Linked DNA regions of Homo sapiens: regions 2 and 3 are each linked to region 1. Evidence: chromatin contacts called from ENCODE Hi-C or POLR2A ChIA-PET data. All regions are on one chromosome and are shown on one strand. Each heading gives the region's core, a stretch centred on a gene start or an enhancer-like site at or near the end of the contact. The rest is flanking DNA. Distances are from core to core; before and after follow the strand shown. Region 1 overlaps ADAMTS9 (ADAM metallopeptidase with thrombospondin type 1 motif 9). Region 2 overlaps ADAMTS9-AS2 (ADAMTS9 antisense RNA 2). Region 3 overlaps ADAMTS9-AS2 (ADAMTS9 antisense RNA 2).

The links. A loop is a pair of places that touch in the nucleus more often than their neighbours do. ChIA-PET counts read pairs that join two places held with the same protein, here RNA polymerase II (POLR2A). Pooled maps may share reads with other maps.
Region 2: a map of mammary epithelial cell shows a loop between it and region 1 (7-fold over the local background). The contact joins two enhancer-like sites. A Hi-C loop is called at or near these places in 3 of 168 maps with a recorded cell type or tissue (Caco-2, Right ventricle myocardium superior and mammary epithelial cell) and 5 of 50 pooled maps.
Region 3: a loop to region 1 is called in a map of MCF 10A, with 3 times the contacts of the local background. The contact joins two enhancer-like sites. A Hi-C loop is called at or near these places in 3 of 168 maps with a recorded cell type or tissue (MCF 10A, endothelial cell of umbilical vein and mammary epithelial cell) and 4 of 50 pooled maps. POLR2A ChIA-PET finds 5 or more read pairs at or near these places in 2 of 52 experiments (BJ and HEK293T).

What each region holds. Positions count from the first base shown.
Region 1 is chr3:64,532,484-64,535,085 of GRCh38, reverse strand. ADAMTS9 (ADAM metallopeptidase with thrombospondin type 1 motif 9) reads left to right here. Exons shown (of 40, transcript NM_182920.2): 38 at 1,816-1,920. Among named protein-coding and RNA genes, the nearest start is that of ADAMTS9-AS1, 28 kb to the left of the region's middle. Within about 2 kb of position 1,310, at least 6 of the 41 ENCODE cell types and tissues checked have a DNase peak (open chromatin) inside an H3K27ac peak, as active enhancers do.
Region 2 is chr3:64,759,144-64,761,745 of GRCh38, reverse strand. The region is part of intron 1 of ADAMTS9-AS2 (ADAMTS9 antisense RNA 2); the gene reads right to left. Among named protein-coding and RNA genes, the nearest start is that of ADAMTS9, 72 kb to the right of the region's middle. Within about 2 kb of position 1,310, at least 2 of the 41 ENCODE cell types and tissues checked have a DNase peak (open chromatin) inside an H3K27ac peak, as active enhancers do.
Region 3 is chr3:64,727,477-64,730,078 of GRCh38, reverse strand. All of the region lies in intron 1 of ADAMTS9-AS2 (ADAMTS9 antisense RNA 2), which reads right to left. Among named protein-coding and RNA genes, the nearest start is that of ADAMTS9, 41 kb to the right of the region's middle. Within about 2 kb of position 1,303, at least 4 of the 41 ENCODE cell types and tissues checked have a DNase peak (open chromatin) inside an H3K27ac peak, as active enhancers do.

The DNA of each region.
Region 1 (2,602 bases), core at 61-2,560:
TTTTAAATATTACCTACTGTCTGCCAGGTAATGCGTGACGTGCATTGTGCCTTCTGTCTAATCACCTCCTATTCACAGGTTAAGTCTTACTAATCCATTTTACAGATGATCTCCTTGCCTGAGGTCATGCTGAAAGTAAAGAAGGGAGCAAGATTCTAGGGTAAATCTACCCTTTGTACCAGGTTTTCAATCAGCCTCAGCACTTTTCGGGCTGGAGAATTCTCTATTGTGGGCTGTCCTGTGCATCGCAGCAGCATCCTTGGTCTCTACCCGCCAGATGCCAACAGCAGCACCATTCCCTGCCCCCCCACAGTTGTGACAAACAAAAATGTTTCCAGACATTGCCAGATTTCCCCTGGGGTCAAAATCGTGCCCTGTTGAGAACCACTGATTTAGTCCAAACTAAGTCCTCTGGTCACCTCTATCTTGTGGAATCTAGCACTCCAGAAGTGTTTATAAACTTTTGTTAGTCAATATTTATGGAACTGGCATTGAGAGACCTCTAAGCTACACTTAGTCCTGGAAATCTTAATTGAGGAGCTGGGATATAATATTTAAGTGGCTAGTCGTATGTTACAAACCATAGCTGATTCAATAAACAAAGCAATAGTAAGGCCCTGCTCTCAATAAGCTTACTGTTACATTGAAGAGATCACACGAACACTTACAAAACAATTAGAAAATGTAAGACAGATACCATCTTTTTGCATATCTACTAAGCGCCAGCCATAGCTGATTTCTTTTAGTCCTCTGTACGGTGCTCAGAGGGAAGAGAGTTTTAGTGCTTTCCATTTTACAGATGAATAAACTGAGGTTCCAAGAGGTGAGAAAAGATCTGGCCAGGATCCAATCACAGGTGAAAGAATTTTTCTTACACGCGGGTCTGATCAGCTGTGAGCTCCTCCTTGCCTCTCTTCTTGTTTATAAAAGACTGTTTTGACAAAGTGCTGGTTTGTCAGTTTCAGAGAGAAAGCAATCAGGAGTGTTCATGTGGAATATTTTTAGCTCTGAAACTGCTCATTGTGGAGTAGGAAGCCTCAAGAAGAAAGTATTTCAGATGCCTTTGCGAGTCATTTTTGAAAGAGAGAGTGAGAGAGACAATTGGAGAAAGCAGCGAGAGGGTCTTTCTGCTGCACCGTCTCTTTAGAAATCAATATTGAGGCACCAGAGGCCATGTTCTGAAAGGCACCCTCGGAGGGGAGGGGTTTGGGAGATCTCCCTTACCGGAGCCTGAAAGCCGCATCCTCCAGGCCCAGGTGGTCTTGAGCAGGCCAACCCTGCCCTCTGCTGACCGTCCTGGGGAAAGCGCCTCTTCTTTGAAGTCCCGCCCTGCTGTGCTTAGTACGCGGTGTGCTAATCGCCCCAGGGAGCTGGAAGCCCAGGAAGCTTGGCACCAAGATCTTGTTAGAAAAATTACACTGTGACATTTTGTTCCTGAAGGAATCTGATAATTGTGAGCAACATCAGGACTGCTGTGTTAGGGAGGCCGAATGGAGCAAGGACTTTGAAGTCAGGAGGATGTGAGTTGGACTCCTACCGTATCCTGGAGAAGTTAATCACTTCCGCTAAGCCTCAGTTTCCCTATCTGTAAAGAAAACCTCCTTCGTAGAGCTCTTTCGAGGATGACTAACATGATGCATGAAGAATGGCTGGCCCTGAACAAACAAAACTAAATACTATCAATAATTAGTAGCTATCACAATTAATCAACATCCTTCTCTTTTCCAAAGTACCTTTTATTGTATCACCTTTGCCTTTGCTTTTTTGAGGACATCACATGGACTGAAAATCTCTTTTGTTGGTCGTGTTTTCCAGGGTCGTTTTAGCATCAACCTTTATGGAACCGGCTTGTCTTTAACTGAATCTGCCAGATGGATATCACAAGGGAATTATGCTGTCTCTGACATCAAGAAGTCGCCGGTAAGGTTCTACAGATGGGTTGGGAGATGAATTTTTATTTCTTTCTTTCGTTCTTGTCTTTATTACTGTGGTAGTGGTGCTGAAGGAGCAAACGAATGTGCTTTCCCACTTAAGCCATTTTGTAGTGTCAGGAAGACCATTTAGGAAATAAACCTAGGGTGCAGTGTTTACACGTGATTAAAGTGTGAGAGCCTTGTTCACTTCTGGTGAATTCTTCCTCGAGAGGTGAACATATGAACCATCCAAGTAATTAGAAAAACCACCTAACCAGGGAGGTAAAAGCAGGAAGAAGCCTCTGTCGAGAGTGTGGCTCAGATATCTTTCAGTTAGCCAGCTTGCGGTTCGTTCTATGAACCGAGGGGAAATGACCTCTTCTTTTTATTTAGAAAAATTGAAATACAGATGGAGCTAGAAGACAGATAACTTATTAAGCGATATATCTGGAGAATTAGAGATACACAGGGTCTACAATAATAAGTTTTTCACCCTCTAAAATCTGGGTGGTTAAGGTGTGGTCTACGCAGTGCATCAGTGTCACCTGGGGGCCCGTTGGAAATGCAGGTTCTGGGTCCCAGACCCTAGTGAGTCAGAGTCTACAGCTGAACAGTGTCTCAGGTGGTGATGGGCACAGTACAGCTTGAGAAACACTGTGCTGTGCAGATGGTCCCTGACTTACGACGGT
Region 2 (2,602 bases), core at 61-2,560, 230 kb before region 1:
GTATTGCCTCCTCTGGGATACCTCCTCAGATCCCACCACCATCTTCCTATTCTGGGATATGCACTATGGTCTGTATCATGAATTGGAAAACTTTCTCTAAAGATCCAGATAGTAAATATTTTAGGTTTTGCCTTGCAACTACTCAGTTCTGCCATTAATGTACAAGAGCCTATGCGAATGAGTATATTCGTGTTTTATTAGAACTTTATCGACAAAAACAGATGGTAAGCTGAATTTGGTCCATGGGCTGTAGTGCGTCAATCCCTACTTTATATTTTTGTAGTTTCTTAAGATTTAATGTATTAAGACCTTAACCAGAGAGCATGAGCATCTTGGGGACAAGGACTAAGTAAGTCATCTCTTCACTCCCAGATGACCCAAGGCACGCATGATGTCCTATGGCAGTTGAGTGCACACGTGTGTGGATGAAGAAACTGGGAAGGTTTAGTCAATCAGTCAATCGATCTTCTATGACTACTTCCCTCTTTCACAAGCAGTCCTCTCTCTTAGTATTTTCTAAAATATTAAAATTGTCTTTGGATTTGGGGTAGAGAGGAGGGAAATGGAGTAGTTAGCAAGAAGCTTGTCCTTTTCTGTTCTCTGAAGGGGAAACAAGGACACAGGAAATTTCTTCCTGTCAAATCTCCAGGCCCTGAATAATTGGCTCTTCAAAAGATTCCAGATTATACTTGGTAGGCCTTCCAGCTCCCAGATTGCTGGCAGGATCTGGTCAGCATCATTCCTTGGGCCTACACATCAGGGCTGTCAACGAACGATCTGACCCCTCCAATATCTTGTTGAGGCACATTTTTGTCCATTGATCCTGTTGAATTTCCAGCAAACCTGGGTAGCTCCTGGGCAAGCATTTCTGGCTGTTTCTTTATGCTGTGATAACTAGCTATGGTATTTGAACAGGCCTGGGTATCTCCAGGGACCTTATGGGGAGTAAAGGATTCCCATCTGTCCCCCAGTAGCTCACAACCAAATGAATTTTAAAATGCTCTCATTCTATAGCAACCACCACTACCACTGTCATAACAGAAACCACCTCCTAAAGCTCTTTGGAGGGGTAGAAGGAAAGAGAAGAAAGAATGGCAAAAGCACGGTGAATTTTTGCTCTTTTTCCCTGCCCAGTTCACGTCCCCTTTTTTCTGGTGTAAGTACCTTTGTTTTCATATGGGAAATCACTCCTTTACTCCTTTCTCTCTCTCAGTTCATATGGTCTGTAGAAGATAAGACCTAGCACTATGATCGAGAGGTGTGTGCATGATTCAGGCCTCGCCAGTCTGTGTGTTCTATCTCCCTGGCTAGAGAGGCTATTTCAGAGGGATTGGCCTGTGGCCCACGTCAGGCTCATCAGAACAATTTTTGGTACTTTTGGTGGAACTACTGGGAAAAATTAGGTGAACTAAGGGGATACTATATAAGTTAAGAGTAACCAGCAGCCACTTAGTCAAAATAGGTGGATGCAGGGTTGAGAGATAAAGAAAGTCAGAGTTCTAATGGAATCTGAGCCCCTGATCCAGCCTTACCTGAACCTTGACATCCCCCCTGAACTTTTCAGGATTGTGAGCCAATAAACTACCATCTTTGCTTCAGTTAGTTAGAGTCAGGTTTCCGGCACTTGTGACTAAAAGAATCTTCACTACTAGAAGGAGTGTTTATATACTCAAAGTACTTAAGACAGAATGTTCTAACTTACAAAAGCTTGGGATTCCCCATTCTAAGAATAGAATATTCTGCCATCAGGTTGGCTAGTATTTCATTTTGACGCCTCCTCCTGTGATAAGCAAACATGTAAGTGGTGACCCACTTTCTTGCATGGGACCTTTGTTAGAGCCAAAGATAGACTGGAGATAATTTGGGTCCATGAAGTTAAATGCATTAGGAGCCAGATGCAGTGATGTGCACCTGTGATCCTAGCTACTTAGGAGGATGAGGTAGGAGGATCACTTGAGCCCAGGAGTTTGAGACCAGCCTGGGCAACATAGTAAGACCACATCTCAAAATGAAAAATAAAAAATAAATGTGGCAGAAATGGCCTCCACTGATCAGTCATGGATATTTCCCTTTAGAGTCATTGGGTAGTAAAGCTGGAAGAGACCTTAGACTATCTGGTCTGGCCTCCTCATTTGACAGAGGAGGAAACTTATACCCCTGGAGAGAATGTTTACTGAAGCTGCGTATATACTTTAGTGGCCAAGCCAGCATTAGAATTTAGGTATCCAGACTCATCCCTTGATAAAAAGCCTGCAACTGTGTGCAGGCTTAGAGAGGTGCCATGGGAGATGAAAAGGAAGCTGCATTTGGAGTCAGAAAAGGTATGCATGACCTTGGACAAGTCACCTGATCCTTTGAAGACCCAGCTCCTTATTGGGAGATTAGGGATGGAATTAGCTCTTTGCATCTCACAGGGTTGTTGTGATGAACAAGTGGTAAGTTATGGATAAAAGTGCTCTATAAACTCGAAAGTATGATTTTTGCATTCAGCCAACAAATGATTGGAGGTCTACTCTGTGCTTGATACACATATAAGGGTCAAACAATGCATGAAGTCATGCTCATATGAAGCTTATATTTTAGCACAAGGAGACAGAATAGA
Region 3 (2,602 bases), core at 54-2,553, 200 kb before region 1:
AGGCAATGAGTATAAGGTGCATGTAAAACATAAAAAAATCATGTTTAGACTTGGCTACCATCCCCAAGAGATCTCATTATGTATACACAAATATTCCAAAATCTGAAAAAATCTGAAATTAGCAACAGTTCTGGTCCCAAGTATTTTGAATAAGGAACACTCAACCTGTACATCATTGCTACCATGAGCAGTGCTGGCTGCTTTACTATCATTATCTCAAACAATTACTCACAACCATTTCCCATGATATAATTATTCCCATTATTCCCATTTTGCAGATAAGGAAACTAAGGTTCTGGGAGATAAAGCTCAGGCTCCTCTCTCTGCATGGACTCATGGTCAAGACCCCTCTAAAGATCCAGAATACTATTTAAAGAAAATCAAATACAGTCATGCATCACATAATGATGTTTCAGCCACGACGGACTACATATATGATGTTGGTCTCATAAGATTATAATACCAAATTTTTACTGTATCTTTTCTATGATTAGATACACAGATAATTATCCTTGTGTTACAATTGCCTACTGTATCCAGGAGAGTACCATGTTGTACAGGTTTGTAGCCTAGGAACATTAGGCTATACTATTAGGATAGTAGGCTATCCCATCTAGGTTTGTTAAGTACACTCTTTGATGTTGGCTGAACCTCAAAATCACCTAATGACACATTTCTCAAAACATATCCCTGTCATTAAGAGCCATGTGACTGTACCATTGTAGGGTGGCAGAGAGGCAAAGGACTCCATGAATTCAGTCACGGTGTGTGTGGGCTTATTCTGTCTCCCCAGTCACGTCCCAGTTCAGAAGTCTGAGCCCCGTGCGACAGATCAGTGTCTGAGGGACATCGTGGCTCCTGACTTCTGAGTTGGCACGCTGGGCTGGAGCCTGCTGCGTGCCTGACCACAGGAACCTGTCTCTGACAGGAAGAAGGAATACAGTCAAGGAAGTGTGGCAGACCTGACTCCAGACAATTGGAAAAACATCACCGTGCCTCACAGTGGAAGGTGAGTATGACTTCAACTGTGGCCTTAAAAAGAAATGGGGGGAAGGCAGGGAAAATGTTTTTCCTCTCCCTTTCAATAGAGAAGTTTATCTACCTAAAACCCTGTACTCCTTCTAACAGCCTATAAATACACACCCAAACCTGGAGAAAAAATTAACAACACACTTCTGCCCCACCCGGCATGTTCCATTTGCTCTGGTTCCTTCTGTTCTTGTTTAAAGGTTGGCTCCTTAACTCTCTTTGCTCATGACTTGCCCCAAGACATTCAGAGGTGTCTAGGGGAGAGCTGGTCTGCAGAACTTGCTCAGAATGTTCAGCTGGTCCCCACATCTGGATGAAAGGGCTCTATCAGACCCAAGATGAAGAAGCAGGAGGTAATGAGAGCAGAGTCGTGGATCACAGCCAGGCCAGGAATAATGGCAAAGCTATAATTACCCTGTAAGACTTCGGATGGAAGTGACTATTTTAGAACCTGACAACATCTCAATGACATCTTGGAGTCACATTCGGGAAAGCCCCTTCTTGCCACTGTTGTCTTCTTGTCATGCAATAGGATGTCAGTGTCGGGGACATTTCCTATCAGAAAACCATCAAGGGCTCTGTATAGAGCTTGGAGAAGCTTAAAAGAGTGCCATGGTGTATAAGCCTTGGCTCTGGCTAAAAATGTTATTATTTCTCCCTTTCAGGAGAAAATATTTTCATTCTGTTGTTCATTGAGTCAACACAATTTGGACAGTTTGTGGCCATGGGCTCTCCGATCACAGAACATAAAGTCTTTACCATGTATCTTGGTTTAGCCACACATCTATTTTACAGCCTTATAACTGTAAGTTAGTTGGGGAATATCTGTGGTGGAAAATAGAATGTGTTTGGGTTATGCAGCCAGAGAGCTCCTTGAAAACTTTAGGTAATCCAGCCTCTCAGAGCCTCCATTCCCTCATCTGTTGACACTGTGAACGCCTTTCCTCCCCTCCTAGGGCTCTTTTAATATAAAAGAGGAATTTTTGTGTCAGTAAATAAAGTTTTGTGGGAACATTAAAAAAAAAAAAGAAGAAGTGTAAAAGGAGAAAGGTGGGGGGGAGTTCCCAGCACATACTATGTGCCCAAGGAATGTGAGTTCCTATCATTACAGCATCCCTTATCATTCTTTAACATGTAGGAAAAAGAATATGGAGGTGGGTAGGGAAATGGCAAAGCAAACATAGACTATTGGCTGAGCACAGACTCTAAAGTTAGACTACTTGGGTTCAAATATTAGATTTGCTATATCCTATTTGTATTTTCATGGGTAGTTTACTTCATCTTTTCTTACCTCAGTTTCCTCAACTATGAGGCAGTACAAGGACTCAACTTACAAGATTGCTATAGAAAATCACACAAATGTGGCACAAAGTCTAGATAGAGTAGCCACCAGTAGAGGATAGCTGCTCCCATTAGTATCATAATGATTATTTAAAAATTATTATTATTGAAGACCAGTCTTTTTTCATGCCTAGGAACTTGAGCTGTCAATCACAGAGCAGGTACTTGGCAGCCATACAGAAGGACACAGGGCAGTTGGTAGCAATCGGGTGACTGTCCCAGACCAGTACAC